Linked DNA regions of Homo sapiens: region 2 is linked to region 1. Evidence: chromatin loops called from intact Hi-C (ENCODE). Cell type or tissue: ascending aorta. All regions are shown on one strand. Each heading gives the region's core, and the rest is flanking DNA. Links, peaks and the distances in the headings are about the cores only.

Region 1 (5,380 bases), core at 297-5,296:
TATGGAATCAATGTAAGCGCCCAACAATGGATGAATGGATAAAGAAAATGTGGTATACATACAGAATAGAATATTATTCAACCATACAAAAAGAATGAAATCCTGTCATTTGTGACAACCTGGATGAATCTGGAAGACATTTTATTAAGTGAAATAAGCCAGATGCAAAAAGACAAATACTATATGATATCACTCATATGTAGAATCTAAAAAAAATTGAAAGGCTAGGCATGGTGGCTCACGCCTGTAATCCCAACACTTTGGGAGGCCTAGGAGGGAGGATCACTTGAGATCAAGAGTTCAAGACCAGCCTGGCCAACATGAGGAAACCCCCATATCTACTAAAAATACAAAAATTAACTGGGCATGGTGATGTGCACCTGTAATCCCAGCTACTCGGGAGGCTGAGGCACAAGATTCACTTGAACCTGGGAGGAAGAGGTTGCAGTAAGCCAAGATCATGCCACTGCACTCTAGCCTGGGTGACAGAGTGAGACTCCGTCTCAAAAAAATAGATATCATAGAAGCAGAGAGTAGACGGGAGGTTGAGGCAGGAGGATCACTTGAGCCCAGGAGTTTGAGGCTGCAGTGAGCTATGATTATGCTGCTGCACTCCAGCCAGGGCAACAGAGTGAGACCTTACCTCTAAAGAAAAAAAAAAAAAGAAAGAAACAGAGAGTAAACAGTGGTTACCAGAGACTAGAGAGGGGAGTGGGGAAGAATGGAGAGAGAGTGGTCCACGGTACAAAGTTATAATTAGATAGGAGGAATAAGTACCGCTGTTCTATTGCACAGGAGGGTGACTGTTACAAAATAGCTAGGAGAGAAGCTTTTGAATATTCTCACCACAGAGAAATGATGAATGCATGAGGTGATGGATATACTAACTACTCTGATTTTATTGTTATACAACATATATATGTATTGAAACCCTAAATTGCACACCATAACTATGTACAATTACAATGTGTCAAATTTTTTTAAAAAGGCAATTGAACATATAGTTGACTTTCACTTCAGCCAAAGATGGAGTAATAGGGACAGGACTTACTTTCCTCCTGAAAAAAATCTGGAGAAAATATATGAAACAACCAAGACCATGGACATCAGCAATGCAGGACAGTAATTCCTATGGACAGTTGCCCTAGGTTACCGCCTGGAGAGAATGTCCAAGCTGTGCCACAGGGAAGTGGAAAGCAGAAGGGCCCAGTGTTCTCTCTGAGTGGAGGAGATGAAGCAGGGAGTCTGGGAAGGTGGAGTCAGCTGGAGTTCTTGGGGCAGAGTTGCAGAGAGGAAAAATCTGCATGCTAAGGGAACTCCAGAGGTCTGTGGAAGGTTCCCTTTGGGTCTTTAGCTCCATACTGATTGGCACATGTAAGATAAGAAACTATCTGAGGTCGGTATACAAACCAACCAACAGGATTAGAGGGAACATAGCTGAGGCTCACACAGAACCAGGAATAATTTCTGATCTACCAGCCACAGTACAAAACCTCTTAATTCACTGGGCATCAGATGGTGTATTGAAAAGGTCTTTGCCTCAAAAGAGGAGCAAAATTAGGTCTAGAATAAATGATGCTCTGGTCTCACCTAAAGAAAAACCTTAAAATCAAGACCCAGAAAGATCAAAGTGTGTCTAGATAACTTAATTGTTAGGACAAATCTCATGCATGTTTATAGGAATATACAAATATTCAGCACTCAACAAAGTAAAGCTGCCAATGTCTAGCATCCATTCAAAAATTATCCAGCATGCCTCTTCCTCAATCCATGTTTTCAGTTCTGATCCATCTGTTCCATATTATTTCCAGCTGTACCTTAGGTAGCAAATGTTAAATGTGTCTTTCCTCTCTGCCACTTTCTCTGAATTCTTAGCAGCTTTCACTAGGATTTTGAAACTGCATTCCTGTACCCAAAGACCTCTAGGCCTCACTTGGTTTCTCTCCACTCTCCTGCTAACATAGCCTGAAGCCACCTTTTAGAGAGGATACAAACAAAAACAAAAACCCAAAAACAAACCAAAAAAGGAATGTTGTAGGCCCCAGCAATTTCTTGGTGTAATTCATTTACTAAGAACTGCTCCTTTGGGGACGAATAATCCAGCTTGTCTGACAATTTCTATGTATTATATGCCACTCAGTACAAAGTGTAGTAGTTTAATGACAGGAAGATTTGTGTTGTGAGTAATCTGAGCAAATGTTCCTCAAAGCCACAAGAAGCTTAGGGTTTAAAGGCAAGAAATTTGGGAACGTTTTAAATGTGACTCATCCAGGTAAATAGGACCACAAATATAAAATTCAAAACACATGCTCTAAAAATATCCACATCTTCACATGAAGCATGCTCTCCTTATGTAATAAGGCATGTCTTTTAGATATTTTTCAGAAAGAATCTGATTTCATTCTTGAGAAAAGCTATTAAATTCTAAGATCTGTGCTTTGTGTGATCTCAGTCTCCTGACTAAAGCCTCAGGCAATAATAATATATCAAAAACAAAATCGGCATTGAAAAGATTTTAAAATAGAGGGAACTGCAATAATCTCTTCCTTCCTGGAGGCAGGTCTCTCAGGCTAGGGATGGAGTCACAGGATTCACCTAGAAACGCTTGGTATCCTTGGGATGTCCTCTTAGGTAAGAAAACAAACAAACATCCAAGTATTTGTCAGATTCCTACCACGTGCCAGATTCTGTGTTGTGTGCCAAAGGCTTGGAATAAAATGAAGCCACGCCCCAGCCTCGCAGTTAGTGATGCTCTTATTCAAGTGGTTTTGGTTTGGCTGCCTCTGACACTTTATTCCATGTTGCCTAATAGTTTTAAAAGCCCCTATTTTATAGTCAGTGCATCTTTCTGTGGGTCCCCAGAGAAGGGAAGACTGTGAGGTAAGGGAAATACAGTTTCTTCCCTCCTCCCTCTCTCTCCTCCTCCTTTCATGCCCTTCTGGGCTCTCTGACAAGGGCTGTTGTGGGCGGGGGAGCTCGCAGCGTTTGAGGCTTTAGTTTTAAATTCTGTTCAGGTTTTCCTCTAAGTACTGCTCTTCACTGTGTCTGCTCATAACTGAGTCTCCCCACTTTCCTGGCTCTGCTTATTCTTAGAGCTCAAAGGCCCCTAGGATCACTTCTTCTGCCCCAGCCAAACTCAGCTCTCCCCTCCATTTTGATGTACCAGAAACAACTTTCGGTCCACAAGAAACAGTGGGTTTGTTTGGCAAGTCCCAGGACACTGGGGTATGGCCTGGCAATCAGACCCTGCTGGGCTGGGCTGTGAGTGGCATGTGAATGTGAACGCTCCTACCATGAGCGGCATCAGGCTGTGTCCTGCTCCTTCCCCTTCTTTCCTTTGTATATAGTGATCCCTGTCCCTGGAACTCTTCTCTCATTCCTGCCTACTGCCTCTATTTTCACCTAGCCAACTCCTTTCTTCAAATGTTTCCTCCTATAGAAGTCTTTGGGGGTTAGGTAGTGTTATGGACTGAAATGTTTCCTCTGCTCCCAAATCCATATATTGAAATCCTAAACCCCAGTTTTCAGAATGTGGCTTTATTTAGAGATAGGTTCTTTTCAAAGGTAGTCAAGCTAAAATGAGGTCATTAAGGTGGGCTGTAATCCAACATGACTGGTGTCCTTATAAAAAGAGAAAAGTGAACACAGAGCCGTGCAGAGGAAAGATGATACAAGGAGACACAGGGAAAAGACAGCCATCAACAAGCCAAGGAGTGAGTCTCTCACAGCCCTCAGGAGGAGCTAGCTCTGCCAACACCTTGATCTTGGACTTCTAGCCTCTAGAACTGTAAGAAAATAAATGTCTGTTGTTTAAATCGCCCCACCCATGGTATTTTATTATGGCAGCCCGAGCTGTTGCACTTAGCCTCTCTGAGCTTCAGTTTCTTCATGTATTGACTAGGGGTGATAATTTCTATTTTATGGGTGGATGTGAGGATTGAATGAGATGATATATATGAACATCCCTGGATAGATGGCTGTTCTGTGCACAGGGACAGGCAGGGCATGTCTGCACAGCAAGTGGGGACTGAAGCCAATTTGGGACTTATTGATCATCAGGTGCCTATGGGACATCCAGGAAGACACTCTAGTAGCAATGGCACATACAGTGCTGGGTGAGTGCCAAATCCATGTCAACTGAATTCCTTTATTTTCCCTGTTCCCCATTTCTCTCTCCCTCATTTTCATATGTGTAATCCAACAAGGCTGATGTTCTCCACACCGCCTTTCCATCTCCACTCTTCTCTCTACTCCTTATAACCTGTCAGCACAAACAATAAAATGTGTATGTATCTATCTATCTGCCTCTATTACCTGGGAAGTCATTTACTTTATGAAAAAAATAAAGATTGGAAACCCATGGGGCTTATGGAGGATGTAGAGAATGTTTGAATGGAGCAGGGCTTCCTTTGTGTCACAAAGACGATAGTGGGTGGTATGGATGATTTGTGAGGTTTTTGATGGTACTTACCATGAGGAGACTTGGGGAGGCAAACCAACTCATTTATAAATATGAGCTACTTCCTTCGAACATTTTATACTGAGACATGTAGATAGAAATGCCTCAGGCATGAATTCTTGGCAATTTAGTTGCTTCTGGGTTTTAGAGAAACAAATTTAAGTGCATTAAATGATTATATCTGGGAAATTATACCATACTGCTTTGAAATTAAAAAAAGCTCTGTCATAAGCTCAACATGTGTAAGTATATGTAAATGCGTGTGTTTATGTGTGTGTGTGTGCGTGCACACACATACATGTGTATTTGTGTGTTTGAATAAGAAAGTAAACTGAGGGAGAGGAAGATACTTGATGTTCGTTTATATTCACTAGTCTTTTATCTCAAGCTGAAATCTTTTTTCTTTGGATACCTGTGGTTGTCTGATCACCACAGGTGTTAGTGAGAGCTAACAAAATGACCAGAGAGAAGAAATATAAAATTATACAGAGAAAAGCCCAGACTAGACTTTCAAATCTGACCCATTCCATGATGTATTGCCTTTCACAGAATTATGAGCCATAGCATGTCATAACCAGGAAGGACACCACTGTCACCTGGTTCAGCTCCCTCATTCCAAGGCAACGATGGGAGGAACAGAGAAACAAAGCGATCTGTCTAAATGACCCATGGAAAAGCAGTGGGGCAGCCCCATCCAAGCCTGGGCAGAATTTCATGCTGTGAGGCCACTGTGTAATCCACATGAGGATCTAGGTCAGAGGTGATGGGTTTATGAGAGGGCAACGCTTCAGTGTGGCATTTTAATTTATGAAATTGAAGCCTACTTTGCAGTAAGCAACTCACCAGCTGCTGAAGCAGGGCTCCAGTAGCATAGAAGGTGCCTTCATGACAAATTAGAAAAAGGCACCCCCTTCAGGCATA
Region 2 (5,380 bases), core at 211-5,210, 170 kb before region 1:
CTGCCTTCTTGTTTCAGTCGTCAAACTGTTAACCAGTATTCTTTTCAGTCTATTTATTGCCAGTTTTTGCATTGTTGTGCTTTTTGTTGGTGATTTCACCATTCAAAATGGCCCCCAAGCACTGTGCTGAAGAGCTGTCTAATGTTCCAAAACACAAGAAAGCTACAGTGTGCCTTACAGAGAGCATATGTTAGATAAGCTACCTTCAGGTATGAATTACATTGCTGTTGGCCATGAGTTTAATGTTAATGAACCAACAATATATAGGAAATCAGGTGTCTTTAAATGGAAACACACTAAAAATCACATATTAACCAATGTTGTGGCCCAGAGGCTCAGAGGAACCTAACCCTGTATTTCCCCTAGGAGCAATGGTTTAGTATTTGCCAATTCAGTGTTCTTACTGACTTCAGGAGAACTGACTGTATTTATTGAATGAGTAATGCTCAGTCATTTGATTCCAAACCCAAATCTTTTGTGAATGCAGTATATGGTGGTAGGTAGAGCAGTGACTCTGGAACCAAACTGCCTAGGTTCCAACCTTGGTTTTCCAACTTACTAGCTTTGTAATCTGGGGCAAATTGCTTTTCTCCTTTTTCCGTAACTAAAAATGCAGGTTAAAAAAGTACTGTTAATATTTGCCAGGGGCTGGGTGTAGAGGGAGGAAACTGAGAACAAAAAGCCACTAGAAAACTTTTGGAATGAGGGAAATATTCCATATCTTGATCATAGCAGATGATCAAGATATGTTTTTCAAAACTCATAAAAAGAAAAGGGACAAATTTTTCTTTATATGAATAACTTAACAAGGTTAAAAATAGAAAGCAGCAGTGACAAACAAAGGAATAATGCACATCAAAAATTTAGTACACTACCTGCCTATATAAATACTAAATACTATTAGCGATCATTGTAAAAACAATAGGGAAAAGTTAGGAGGTATAAGGAAAAGCAGAAAGAGCTAATGAACCAAGATTCTAATCTGGCTCTTTCTTTTTGGGGTGTTGGGGGTGGGGGGGGTGGTCTCACTCTGTCAGCCAGGTTGGAGTACAGTGGCCGGATCTCGGCTCACTGCAGTCTCCACCTCCCAGGCTCAAGTGATCCTCCCACCTCAACCTCCCTAGTAGCTGGGACCACAGGTGCACAGCACCATGCCCAGCTAAGTTTTCGTATTTTTGGTAGAGACGGGGTTTCACGATGCTGCCCAGGCTGATCTCGAACTCCTGAGCTCAGGGAACCCACCTGCCTCAGCCTCCCAACGTGCTGGGATTACAGGCATGAGCCACTGCTGTAATGGCTCCTTTGTATATTAGCTAGAGGCTGAATTCAGTACATGAGAGGGCAGTAACTTATTGCGAAAGTTAAATTGGACCTGTTTGAAAGATATGTGTAAACTGTAGAGTCATACAGGAATGTGAGATATGGGATTATTCATGAGACAGCAATAGGAAATCAAAGTTACCACATAAATGCGGGTGTGGGATGGGAAATAATTTCCTAGATCACCTCCCCAAGATAGGATACTGCGGTAGGTTGCGAAATGAAACTGTGAAGGGGGAGCACATCTCTTTTAAGAACCTTTCTATGGCAGTCTACAAGCTCTAGGTCAATTTTGAAGACCATCCAAGCGTTCTAATGTGCCAGGGTTAAACCCCAAACTCTAAGGAATGCCAATGCCAGGAGGAAAGAATGGATGAGTCGGCAGAACACCTCTCTGGACCCACAATGCCGTAGGAGTCAGACACCCTTCGCCTCCACAACTTCCCAACAGCCTTTGGTGTGAGAAGTGGGTTAATTCATTTCACTGCTGGCTTGTTAGCTGGCGGACGCTTCGGGAGTTCCCACCCCAGGGAGCAGTGCTGACTCTACAGGGGCATCCGGCGGCAGTCGCTGCCAAAAATCTCACCAAGGGGTGAATGGGGGGTCCTCAGGACCTGCGGTGCCGAGCTGGGTAATAAAATACTGCACCTGAATTCTTCTTTAAGGACCAGGAGGAGGTTCGAACCCCAAGAAAGGCTGCAAGCTGAACCAGAAGCTCGAACCCAAAGTTCGCTTCACAGCCAGCCACACTGGCACTCGCTGAATCTGCGCGCCTCGCGAGTTCTGACGATCGTCATGTGATAACTGCCACGCACCTGATGGCAGGGGCCATTGGGTGCTTTGCTTGGTTCCCATTAAAGTCGACTGCGACCCGAACGCAACAAACCTAAGAGTTGGAAGGCGCAAGTTCCTCTGCCAGCGAGCTCACCCTCGGCAACCAGACTGCTGAAAGTGCGCTCCACGCCGGAAGTGCACTAATCCGCAGCACGTGGGGTTGCCAGGGCGCTCTTCACGTGACTGGGCGGAGCCTCGGGAATCTGGTAGCCAATGGTAGCCCGAGAGGGCGGTGCCTGTGACGCTCCGGGGCCTATCCCGGAAATAGGGCTGAGTGGGGGCGGGTAAGGGCGGGGAGGCTGGGGTGTGGAAAGTGTGGCGGCCCCGCCCCGTCTCTTGGAACTGCCGCGGCCGCCACCGCCGCTGCCGGCGCCGCTGCTGTAGGGGACCAGCGCGGGTGCGCAGACGAAAGGCGCTCTTTGCCAGCTGAAAGGTGAAGACCTGGGGAAAAGCTGGTGGGGAAAAGCTGGTGGGGATGGGGCCAGAGTGAGGCAGGGCCGGGGAAGGCGCCCAGAACTGAGCGCTGACCGAGAGAAAGAAGGAGAATGGATGGGGGAACAGAGGCGAGCGCGGGACCCGCCGGGGCTCAGGCCCTAGTGGGGCCGGGCCGGGCCGAGCTGAGCCCTGGATGCCGGCAGAACAGGGGGCGCCTGTGCGGCCGCGGCGGCGACGTTGAAGGGTGGAGGGCGGGGTGCGCGCCAGCTAGCAGAGGGCCGGGTGCTGCTGGCCAGGTTCTGTTACCCCGCATCCTTCGCGGGGACCTGCGGCCTGGGCTGGGTCCCCCGCAGTAGGGTTCGGGGCGGCGGCCGAGGGCTGGGCGGCGGGGGAAGGTCGCCGGCTTCTGCGGTGGGGCGATGGGGGCCGCAACCTGCTGTTTCCAGCACGGAGGAGCGCCCAGGGCGGGTGTCCCCACCCTCAGCGAGCTCCTCTGCGACTTCTCATCCCACCTCCCCAAGCAGTAGCTGGAAAAGTTTGTAGAGGCCAGAGTTAGAAAGTGGCCACTAGTCTAGGGTGGGTGTTCCTTACATGCAGAAATAACGGGCCCATGATGCTTGGCACATAACTTGTCCGAAATGAGACGTTTCCCTGCCTACATACCCGTTGTTAAAAAGCAAACACAAACTTTTTGTGTAGTTCCCACGGAAAAACTACCATCTCCCCTGCCCACCATGGCAGACGAAATTGATTTCACTACTGGAGATGCCGGGGCTTCCAGCACTTACCCTATGCAGTGCTCGGCCTTGCGCAAAAACGGCTTCGTGGTGCTCAAAGGACGACCATGCAAAATAGTGGAGATGTCAACTTCCAAAACTGGAAAGCATGGTCATGCCAAGGTAAGTACCCTTGCAGATCAGGCTTTGGCTTCGGCGTTGGGACTTTGATCATTTGTATTCCGTTACAGATCATGAGATTTCTATACTTAAAATTTTGTAATAAGCACTATTTTTTCCTTCCCACAATTACTGGGTAATCAGTTATTACGTTGAATACTTAAAGGTAGCATTCCCTTCTTGGGCCCTTACAATGTTCATTAACTGGGAACTGAAACTTTCCTGAATCCTAGTGACCTATAAGATCTATTTAGTTTACAGATGAGAAAACCTGTTCTAGCAATTCTAAGAAATCTACACTTTATTTTTCTTGTGTAATCTCATAATTGAATCACTGGTCTATATTGGGTCTTGACATGTCGTGATACTGTTTAGTTGTTTACTGCCTCTTAATTGTAAGACCACTACATTTTTTTTTAAGTAAAATTAGATGACCTTGGAAGGAGGAGAAAAAGAATCTGTTGTAATCAGCATTGGTATTGTGCTCTTGTGTGTGTAATGAGTGATATACTTGGCAGAGATTAAACAGGTTTCCTGTTCTCCTCTGTTAGGTTCACCTTGTTGGAATTGATATTTTCACGGGCAAAAAATATGAAGATATTTGTCCTTCTACTCACAACATGGATGTTCCAAATATTAAGAGAAATGATTATCAAGTAAGCACTGATTTTCTTTAGAATGTTGCTTGTTTCTTCAAGGTGCAAATACTTTGTACTATCAGTAATAATTTGACAAAACCCAAGAGTAGTTTTGTAGGTTTTTCTAACCAATTATTAGGCACCAGCTATCTTAGAAATTGGAGAAATAGTGATGTTTAACACATGTACTTTTCTAGGATTATTGCTAGTTTGCTATTTTTTTCACATTCTTGCATTTTTTAAAAAGTCAAATACTTATTAGTGTTCTCAGGCCAAGTGACTGCATATTGCAATTAAGTCCAATGTTTAGTAAAAGTACTATTCTCTCTGTTGTAAAATATTTCTTGTTCTAATTTAAAACATCCCTCCTGGATGTTTTGTTTCTTTTCACTGATCAGACCTGAGACATTCAAGAAACTACTGAAATTCATGTTCCTACCAAGTTTTTGCATTAATGAATGTTAGTCAGAACTTGACATTCTTAAGTAGAGAAATAAGTTGAAAGCCATAAATATAAAGGATAAAGTACCTGGTCACTGAGTATGGTGAAGAAAACACAAAAACTATATAATTGGTTAAATTATACTTAGTGACCATGCTATGACCTTTTGCTAAATTATGTATGTAAATTTCAAGTTTTAGTTCCAGTTATACATTTGGGTAGGTCATATTTAATGATAGCATTTTGTTGTTTGAAGTATTGATGATAACAAAATAATTGACCTTATAGGATGTGGAAGCTCAGATTACTTATAACTAAAGCTTTTCTTGAAAGTCTTCAATTTCTGTATCAAGCATACCATATATCAAACTCATTTCTGCTCATTTTACATAGTGAAAAATACAAAGTTGACACTGGTATTTGTTTTATCCGACTTAAACTGATTTTTTTCTGTACCCTTTGTTGTATTGTATAAATTTCTTTTAATGTTGCTATCAACTGCACTTACGCAATGATTTCCTTTTGCTGTTTGTCCACATGCAAACATACTTTTTTGTGGTTTTAATCTAGTAAACACTTTTATATTTTCACTTTCCTACTTGTCATAAATGTTTTCTAGGTTGCTTTGAAGTCTTTGTAGAAATTTGAATTGTCTTGCAAGTGGGTTTTTTTAACCAGGTAGATCTGGGTTTGGATCTAGTTCTGTCACTTTCTAGTTGGATGATTTTGGACAAGTTATACACCTTTCTGAGCCTGTTTTCTCATCTACAAAATAGTGATAATAGGAGGATTAAATGAGAAAATGTACCCCATTA

Evidence for each region. Hi-C counts contacts between places; a loop is a spot of excess contacts. Peaks named below come from ENCODE experiments on the same cell type or tissue, not always from the same donor. Only the 100,000 strongest peaks of a DNase experiment are listed, where the experiment ranks them.
Region 2: it touches region 1 in a loop (3-fold over the local background); 1 of 110 quality-filtered maps calls a loop at or near these places.

The regions. Positions count from the first base shown.
Region 1 is chr3:170,738,786-170,744,165 of GRCh38, reverse strand. All of the region lies in intron 5 of SLC7A14-AS1 (SLC7A14 antisense RNA 1), which reads right to left. Among named protein-coding and RNA genes, the nearest start is that of RPL22L1, 130 kb to the left of the region's middle. In ascending aorta, for the core only: no CTCF peak of the experiment used is centred there; a DNase peak (open chromatin) is centred at 2,735; H3K4me3 peaks cover 793 bases; H3K27ac peaks cover 2,105 bases.
Region 2 is chr3:170,905,750-170,911,129 of GRCh38, reverse strand. EIF5A2 (eukaryotic translation initiation factor 5A2) reads left to right here and starts at 2,493. Exons shown (of 5, transcript NM_020390.6): 1 at 2,493-2,587; 2 at 3,289-3,488; 3 at 4,037-4,141. The coding sequence starts at 3,324. RefSeq lists a silencer at 2,833-2,972. In ascending aorta, for the core only: a CTCF peak has its summit at 2,603; DNase peaks (open chromatin) are centred at 1,569 and 2,389; H3K4me3 peaks cover 2,492 bases; H3K27ac peaks cover 1,417 bases.